2 separate regions of the Homo sapiens genome follow, and region 1 is linked to region 2. Evidence: chromatin contacts called from ENCODE Hi-C data. All regions are on one chromosome and are shown on one strand. The core of a region is the stretch at or near the end of the contact, and the rest is flanking DNA. Distances in the headings are between cores, read along the strand shown. Region 1 has its middle 120 kb from the start of LNCBRM. Region 2 overlaps RMEL3 (enriched in melanoma 3).

What was found. A loop is a pair of places that touch in the nucleus more often than their neighbours do. Pooled maps may share reads with other maps.
Region 1: a loop to region 2 is called in a map of ascending aorta, with 1.9 times the contacts of the local background. The contact joins two enhancer-like sites. A Hi-C loop is called at or near these places in 1 of 168 maps with a recorded cell type or tissue (ascending aorta) and 5 of 50 pooled maps.

What each region holds. Positions count from the first base shown.
Region 1 is chr5:57,692,330-57,696,935 of GRCh38, forward strand. No RefSeq gene overlaps it. Among named protein-coding and RNA genes, the nearest start is that of LNCBRM, 120 kb to the left of the region's middle. RefSeq lists enhancers at 294-1,493, 813-1,107. Within about 2 kb of position 1,467, at least 18 of the 41 ENCODE cell types and tissues checked have a DNase peak (open chromatin) inside an H3K27ac peak, as active enhancers do.
Region 2 is chr5:57,406,570-57,411,002 of GRCh38, forward strand. All of the region lies in intron 1 of RMEL3 (enriched in melanoma 3), which reads left to right. Among named protein-coding and RNA genes, the nearest start is that of RMEL3, 14 kb to the left of the region's middle. Within about 2 kb of position 2,287, at least 2 of the 41 ENCODE cell types and tissues checked have a DNase peak (open chromatin) inside an H3K27ac peak, as active enhancers do.

The DNA of each region.
Region 1 (4,606 bases), core at 217-2,716, 280 kb after region 2:
AATAATAAATTCTACATGTTTACTTAAAAGTAAGCAAAATTTATGCTTTGTCTTAATGGTCTTGACCGAGTCAATGTTGAATACATTATAAGCACAGTCTCAAATAAGAAAACAAATCAGGAAAAAAATTATTAAATAATTGTGTGGGATTATTGGATTCACAAAATAATAAGTTGATTGATCTTGTTTACACTTGAATTGGTTATGATACCAATTCAGCAATTATTTTTGTCCTATATAATAGCCAGCTATGTTCCATTATCTCCTGGGAAAACAGAAGAATGAGATTCAACTGCACTAGCCAACTCTCCAGCCAATACAGGCAACGTTCTGTGATCTAGAAACATTGCTAAGAGTGTCCGCAAACTCTTTCCCTGGAAACCTCAGAAAACAGACAAATGTCTGTCTGTCTTGGATGGCATAATTGCAGTGCTGTGCTGCTTGCAATGGGTCTGCTCTCAGTGACCTCACAGTCCCCATAGCCAGGACATGGTAACTTCAGTATTTTGAAAGATTGAGAATCAGCATTCCTGTTTCTTAAGGGGGAAAAAAGGGGCCAATCAGAGACAAGGGTGGCTTGCTTAAACTGAGTCTAGTGTGGGAATGAGTTTCTGCCTTTCCCCAAATGGAATTGGTAGGATATTACGCTTCCTTTTTAGAAATCTAATAATCAGCATGTGAGCTTAGTGTCTTCACTCCTCATCTATGTCTGTTACCAGACAGTTCATCTTTTAAGGTAAATGAAGTTGTTTTTTTTTAATGAGGCATTAGAGTGACCTTAATCCTTCTAGACAGACATTCCCAGGATATTTTTAAGAGGTGGCCAGGGAAGGAGCGTGTGATTTTTGGCAGTCTGCTGACCTCAGCATGACCTGAATTAGAACGCCCCATGGAAATGCTGTGGCCTCCCTGGACCTGGAGTTCAGCTGATGACTCACCAGGGGCCAGGCAAGCATGAGTCATTCCACATTGCAAATGGCACTGAATGAATGCCAGTCTCTGTTTCCTCTCTAGCCTTGTTCTAGTCAGTCTACAGAAACAGAACAGCAACCATTTGCTGGTCCCACTTACGTCTCAAATGAATCCCAGCAAATGATGTGTCATTGAGGATAATACATGTTGCAGCTACATATATACCCTGAAAAATAACATTTAACTAAGCAAGAAGGAAAATATTTAGAATGGAATTCAAATATACTAATTTGATTCTCTGTGTCCCATTTCTGATTTGAACAGAGCCGCCGATTGTTACCTGGTATGCAATTTTAGATCCCTGCATTCCTGTTGTTCCTAACAACGGCTTGAAATTCCTTGCACCTTAAATGGTTTTCCTCCCTCCTTATCAGCAGTGAGAGTTGATAGTCTTCTACTCGTGTTCTGAAACCTTCTCTGCAAATTGATTAGAAATAAGACGTACCCAATTAACAAGATTATGTGCATTGAAAGAAAAGCTATCCTTTTGATGATTTATGGGAAATGAGTGTGTGTGTGTATGGGGAGTACAACGAAAACAAGAAGAAACTAATCTCCGCATGAGATTTTGGATGTGCAGAAATCCATGTTGGAACTTGCTTGAGCCAGCCAAGTAAGGAACAAAGAGAAAAATATCTTATTTAATAGCTATCTTCCTGGTTTTCTCCCTTGCTTTTAAAAAGGTATATTGTTATTTGAATTATAGGATAATACATGCTTATTGTAACAATTTCAGTCATGAGCAAGTAAAACTGGTCATTTCTTTTCCTCTGATGAATGTTCAGTTTGCTTTCGGTTTTCCCAATTACACACAGTGTTGCAATCAATATTCTTTCACATGTATCTCTGTGTATTGGTGCTTTTATTTCTCTTGGCTAGCATCAGAATTCAAAAGGTTGCATATTTCTGACAGACTAGGTTCTCAAAAGGTTGTGGAAATTTATAATCCCATCTACAGTATTTAAGAATCCCAAATTCCTAATCTCACCAACTTTGAAAGCTATTAACCTTTCAAAATTGTTGTCCATTTGAATGGAAAAATGCTATTTTGGGGGTATTTAATTTGCAACTTCATTTATACTTACCATATCTACTGCTTTTTTTTTTAATTTAAAAAAGGAATGTGAAACACTGAAACAAACTCAAATATTATGGATGTCACTTAAGAATAAAGGAATGGCTTTTTTCTATTCACAGATTAGATGTGCAGGAGAAAAACAGTAATATTAAACAAAGCAAAAGATAAGTAAAAACAGTATTTAGTTGGAGATAAATTAAGAAACTTCTTATTCATATCACAGTTGACATTGTTGTTAATTATTCTATGTGAATTGTGAACTTAATTTGGAAAATATGTACTGATATATTACATATTAAAAGCTTTGTTTTTGTTTTAAAATGTGCTGAATAAATTTTGTTAGTGAAATATATTAAGGTGAATACAGAAGAGCTTGTGCGTTCTTCCTTTTGTTTTAAAGTCATATTTCTTGGGTTCAGAGTGACACACAAAACAGAGGACTTCAGGTGCCTGAGGCAGTGGTTCTACATCTTGGCTACATGTTGGACTTGCCAGGAGTCACCTGGCAAGCTTTATTGGCTACTGATGCCTCCATCCCACACTCCAGAGCTTCGGATTTAATTAATCTGGGATGTAGCCTGATTAGGGGATTTTTAAAAGCTTCCAGGTGATTCTGATGTGCAGCCAAGGTTGAGATCCACTGATCTACAGGATATCTTTATTTCACCCTATTTCTTATCCTGCAAGAAATTAAGAAAATTGAACGAAGGAGATTTGCATTATTAATGAAGCATAATAAAATACAGCTTATGACAGAAAAAGCTACACAGCTTTTGCTACTTTCAGGGGACCAGTTTACCGATGCAAAAAACAAAAATCCTTCTCCCATAATGATGTCAACTCTCTTTCGCTCTCTCTTACACACACACAAACACTGTTTTCATTCTGATAGATCATAATGGCTTGTTTGTCTTGCCCTTGAGTTGCATAAGTTGATCTATGTACCCAGGGAAAAGGTACTGACTTTCTATCTAAAGAGATACTGGGAAAATGTCTCAGCTAAAGGAAAAAAAAAAAAAATAGCCACAGCAACACATCACTTTCTGCTATGGAACAATGTTACCCAGGCAGGCCAACCCTGATTTTCCTGCTTTCTGAAGTCCAGCCAACAGGGAAGTGCCCCACCTTCTTTTTGCCAGAAATCGTAGGGGCGATTTGATTCCAGTACGTGCTTTGAGCAGTGAAATGGGGTGCTGGTGTCCTCTAGAGCGGCAGCCTTCCAGTGTTTCATAAGCCATGAAAGTGCCTCCCCAAACTCAGAAACCTGTGTAGTTCCTGGGTCCTGGCCTATAGTTTTGTCTGTGTCCTCATTATCACAACACCAGCCCCTGTAAATCCCAGGGTGAGGAATGGGGCAAGAATAGGCGGTCGGCGACTGTGTGCCAATGGCAAGAAGTCAGAGGAAGGGAGGCTCCATCTACCTGTCAAGACCACTACCCCTGGGGCCTGTCACAGCTGACACCCATTCGTGTGTGTCTATTCAGTTAAAAGTAATAAATTTTATCTTGTTTAGGAGACAGGTGGTGGAGATTTTTACTTTTGTTTTTGGCAGTGAAGGCCTGTACTCTGGAGACTAGGGATTAGGTCATATACAAAATCTAGAACCAGATTGCTTTGTAGCCTTTCCCTTCTCTGTCCTTCTGAGGGCCATGCATCTGATAGGTAGGATCTTCTGGACTCCTAATCAGACAGCCTTCCCACCTCCTTGTCCCTGGTATCTCAGCCAAAGGCACACTTTAAAGATGGACCATTCCCTCTGGAGTCCTAAGGTGAAATAAATATAAACCAGGAACCTTACTCTGCAGACTGCCCTCTGTCTTTGCTAATTGGGATAATATTACTCACAGTCCCTTTGTCTTGCACTCTCTGGAGAGGTAGGAGGTGAAAGCACTGTTATGTCTATCACTACTGGGCAACAGAAAGTGAACCACTTTAGCTATTCCAGTGCCTCAAACTGTTGGGAGAAAGATGATATAACAAATTTATTTGGAAAAACATATTCTTCCTATAATTTAGAAAGTCAAGTAAATGCATTTTCTTCATCATTTTGTTACAGAAAGCTGTAGGATAGTTTTAAAGGATATCATTTTCTCGAGCTGTAGTTTCTGTCTGTTCTGTTGTGTTTTTGTGAATAATGAGGCACAGCTGAGGAGCAGGCCCCTTACACAGGCAAGTTAAGGTCAGCACCCCAGCCTTTTGTTCACTTTCCCAGTTGCTTTGTCCCTGGAGCTTCCCCTTCTGGGTTGAGATTGGCTATTTTTCTTGTTTGTGCTGTTTTTTTGTATTCTTTTTATCAAATTAAAATTGTTTTCTTTTTTACTTAAAAATTATTAATCAACTTGGCTTGCATCCAAGGAAGATAAGCAAGCCAGGATGAGTGTATATTCAAGTTTGGGGCCTGTAATTTTGTCTTCTATGCACACTGGGCTGAAATTTCACAGGAGGGATGAGTCTTCCATATGCATGATTGTATAAATAGCATGGCTTTGTAATATGGGAGTGTAGTGGCCTTAAAATAGCTAAACTGGAATATGTAATGATAGTGCTAGTTTTTTA
Region 2 (4,433 bases), core at 1,037-3,536:
AAGTTTACCCCTGAAAGAGAAAAATGGAGGGAAATTACATTTAATAACAGGATGAGTGTAATAGTTTTTATCACTACTGTAACAAATCATCACAAACTTAAGAAGAGTTTAAAACAACACAGATTTATCATCTCATACTTCTGTAAGTCAGAACCGTAGGTTGGCTAGGCTGATTTCTCTGCTTCAGGGCTCACAAAAAGGCCAGGCTGCGTTCCTTTCTGGGGGCTCTAGGGAAGAGTTCACTTCTAAGCTCATTGAGGTTGTTGGCCAAATTCAGTTTCATGTGTTTGCAGGACTGAGGTCCTCACTTTCTTGCTGGATCTTAGCCAGGGGTCTTTGTCAGCTTCTAGAGGCCACCTGGATTCTTTGGCTCATGGCCCCTTCCTCCATCTTCAAAGCCAGAAATGGTGGGTGGAGTGCCTCTCACACTCTGCATCCCTCCAGCCTCTTCTTAGGTCTCCTCCATCCTGCAGCACCTCTCTGAAGGACTCTTTTGCCTTCCTCTTCTGCTTCTAAGGGCTCATGTGATCATAATTATGCCTACCTAGGTCATCCAGAATAATCTCCCTTTTTAAAGTCAGCTCATGGGTAACCTTAATTCTGTCTGCAACACACCTTCACAGTAGTATTTAGATTCATATTCGATTGAATAATCAGAGATGAGAATCTTGGGAGGACATCTTTAAAATTCTGCCTACCACAGTGGGTTAAATGGGATTGACAGAGCTTCTTCCCCAGTGGATCTCTATAGGGCTTTTTAGAAGTTCTTATGGTTCTTTCAGAATTTAGGACATTTTCTATGATTATATTAACAGAATTGAAGAGTCTGATCTACATAGACCCGCAAGAGAGTCAAAAATATACTGTGTATGTGTGTGTGTATGTTTGTGTGTATATGTGTGTGCATGTGTGTGTGTGTGAGAGAGAGAGAGAGCGAGAGAGTGGCGTGAGTGAGAGAGAGAGAGAGAGAGAAAGAGGAGTATGCCCAAACCGGGGAAGCCAGTCTGGCAGATGGTGTAATTTTAAGGCCTGGCTGGGTGGTCAGCACCAGCATGAGTCTGCATCTGCTGCAGTTAGTAGAAGCAAGAGCTGTAGGAAGGAAGAAAGCCAGTGGATTTTTCTGGTTGGTTCTTGGATATGTTCAGGAGGTGTTACGGGCTGAACTATTTTATCCCCCAATTCATATATTGCAGCTCTAACTCCTGGTCCCTATGAATGTGACTATATTTGGAGATGGGGTCTTTAAAGAGGTAACTGAATTAAAATAAAGTCATTCAGGTGGCCCTTAATCCAATACTGTTTGTGTTCTTTTAAGAAGAGGAAATTAAGACACAGAGATGTACAGAGGACACCATTTGAAGACACAGAGAGAAGATGGCCACCTAAAAGCCCAGGGCAGAGGCCTCAGAAGAAATCATCTCTTTGATCTTGGACTCTCGGCCTCCAGAATCATGAGAAAATAAATGTCTGTTATTTAAGTCACTCAGTATGTGGTACTTTGTTATGGCAGCCCTAGTGGACTAATAGAGGAGGATTCGTTTCCACAAGGAAGGCTGAAATCTTGACCAGGGAGAAGCTGGTAGCTCCAGCCTGCAGCAACTATCTTTCCTTCATCTGGTGGCAGCTGGGGTTTTCTCAGCTAGCATGGACCTAGAAAGAATTCTAGTAGCTGCCCACATCCACTCTGGGGTTCATAATGGTGGGCTCTGGCCATTCCCACTCCAGACACCTGTCACGAGTATTTGGGTTGAGGGCACATGCTCCGAGTGGATGTAGGATGGAAGTGGTCTCTTTCTTGGTGATTTCAGGGCCTGCTTAGCAACGGGGTGTGGGCAACTTGCTGCGCATACTCTGGCTTCTTTATTATCTTGTCCTCTAGGGCCCTGCAACCCACAGTCTTGCGATTTTGGCAGAAGGGCTGTGGCATGCCTAGTTTTGGAATGAAAGGAATACTGGGGAAAGGTCAGGTAGTCTGAGTTCCTATCCCAACATTGTAAATGATTAGAAATTTTACTGTGGGCACATTGCTACTTTTCTTCATCTGTAAAATGAAATGGTTGCATTCCAGAATTCTGTGATTCTGTGAATCATTGGTAGATATAGATTACCTAGATGGTTTAAAATATGAAATCTGAGAAACACCACCATATAAAGTTGAAGCTCAAACTCAAACTTCTCTTCCTAGGAAGTGTGGAGAGCTTCATAACTTCCATGCTGTGGTGCTTCTACTGGTGAATTTCATTTAGTTATTCATTTGTTGTAGCTAAAAAGAAAGATTTCACAATAACCACTTCTTGGACAGGATTAAAGTTCAACTCAGGAAATCTCAAAGTTTGGCTACTAATTCGCTTTCTATTTTTAACCACACTTCATTTCACAGAATAATATTTTCCTCTGTGTCTGAGTGGTGCTCTAGAAACAGAATTTAGTAATGAAAACCTGCTTCTCAAAAGCCCTGTTGCTCTAATGAGTACCTACCCTGAAGGGTATGCCCAAGTTCAAGGTATGGAACTCTGAGCATGTAAAATTTTCATCTGTTGTTAATTATTGCTGTATGTATTCAGTTTTCTGAAGTCAGATGGTTTGTAGTAAGACATTGAAGTTTTATGTCCAGTAAATATTTGTATACACATCCCCCAAATGTGTAGAATAAACAGAATGATTTTCAACTTTCTGTAAATTAAGGTTATTTTGAATTTGAAAATGCTTGAGAAGGAAAACAAGCCTCTCGGTGAAACTGGGAGGCTTAATTTGTGCTCATCTTCCTTAGGATTTCCTTTGCAAAGTCGAGAACATGAAGTGCAGGGTCTGGATGTGAAACTACAAGTTTTTGCTTGGGTAAAATTTCTATGAGCTTTGGCCTACTCTCTAATTGGAATGTGAAATTTTGAGCAAGTCCATCCAAATTTTATTAATTTGGCAGACCATTATACCTTAATGAAAAATGAACAAAATTTGCAGTTTTTGACATAGAAAATATTTTACCTCTAGACCATGAACCTCTTTGGAAAAATTGTATTTCTTCGATGAGGTGTACTTGATGATAAATTTGGGAGCTCTCACACACCCAAATGTATAATTTGTAGTTGGTCATCTTTTGTTTATTGATATTATTCCAAAACTTCTCAAATCTTTTTTTTTTGTCACCATGGAGTGGTTCTCGTAGATTTTAAGCAAAAGTTGAAGAGAAAGCTATGATTTCTAGTGAATGAAAAAATAATTGTTAAATTTTTTTTTGAAAACAATTGTTAGGTAAGAGCTTATAATTAAGGACCAATTCTAAGAGCAGGAAAATGAGGGAGAACTAGCCATTTACTATAGCAACTGGAGTAAAAACAGAAAATGAAAAGGTTTTCTGTAGCCTCAGGTACAATTGAGAGAAGTGTTGTCAGCAGGGGTTTAGGTTTGAAAATCGAGGACTTTCTTTTGATCCTCTGGTACTAAATTGAAAGAGTTTCGCTGGATCCCCAAAAGGCCTTACATTAACAGGAGGCTGCCACTCATGAGCTTGTGAGTGGGGTGGGGGTAGGGGTTGGGGAAGAGTTGGGAGGATGTACCTATAAATAATGAATTAGAATGCAAAGTCATGTGAAAAACGTGCTATCTTGAGTGACACACTTATTGATGAGAGGTGGAAGGAGGAGCTAATGATGGTTTTTGACTAAGGCAATTGAGGAAGTTTCTGTGGGGAGGTGGCATTTTATTGGGGCCTTAAAGAATGAATAGTAGTTGATAAACACAGGTAAATTTAAAAAAATAACAATGACAGGAACTAAAATGTGCACATTAGGCATTGTGCTAAGCTCATTTAAATGTATTATCTCTTAAACCTTACAAAAACTCCATGGTACATGTAATTATCATCCCCATCTTAAAGGTAAGGAAACTCAGGTAAAGATAATTTGACCAATATGACACAAGTGCATTTGAATTAAGATATGTTGATTCAAGCAACTGGGCTCTTTCCAGGAGAGGGGGCAATTTACAAGGAGGAGACACCTTCATCAAAGAGCCAGATGAGCAATTTTTTATGTGGCTTACATATAGGAAATTTGGGGCAATGAAGTGAGAGAGTTAGAAATGAGGTTGAGGCCAGATGGCAGAGCCCTGAATATTATTCTAAGGACTTTTTTTTTTTTTCAGGCAATGTGGAGACACTCAGGGTTTTCGAGTGGGAGGGTAGTGTGATTTAACTAGTGATTGTAGGATAAGTCTGGTAGCAGCCAGAAAGATGGATTTGAGAAGGGAGAGTTTGGAGGTTAGGGAGACAGTTCCACAATAACTGTGGCACGCATGTGCGAGGATGAGGAAAAAAGCCAAGGCATGGCTAGTGGGAGGGAGCAGGGGCAGAGCTGAGGGCCATTGCAGGAGTGGAGCTGGCTGGGTATTGTAATTGCTTGTGTGGAGGGGTGAGGAGGAAGAGTTTCAGTTTC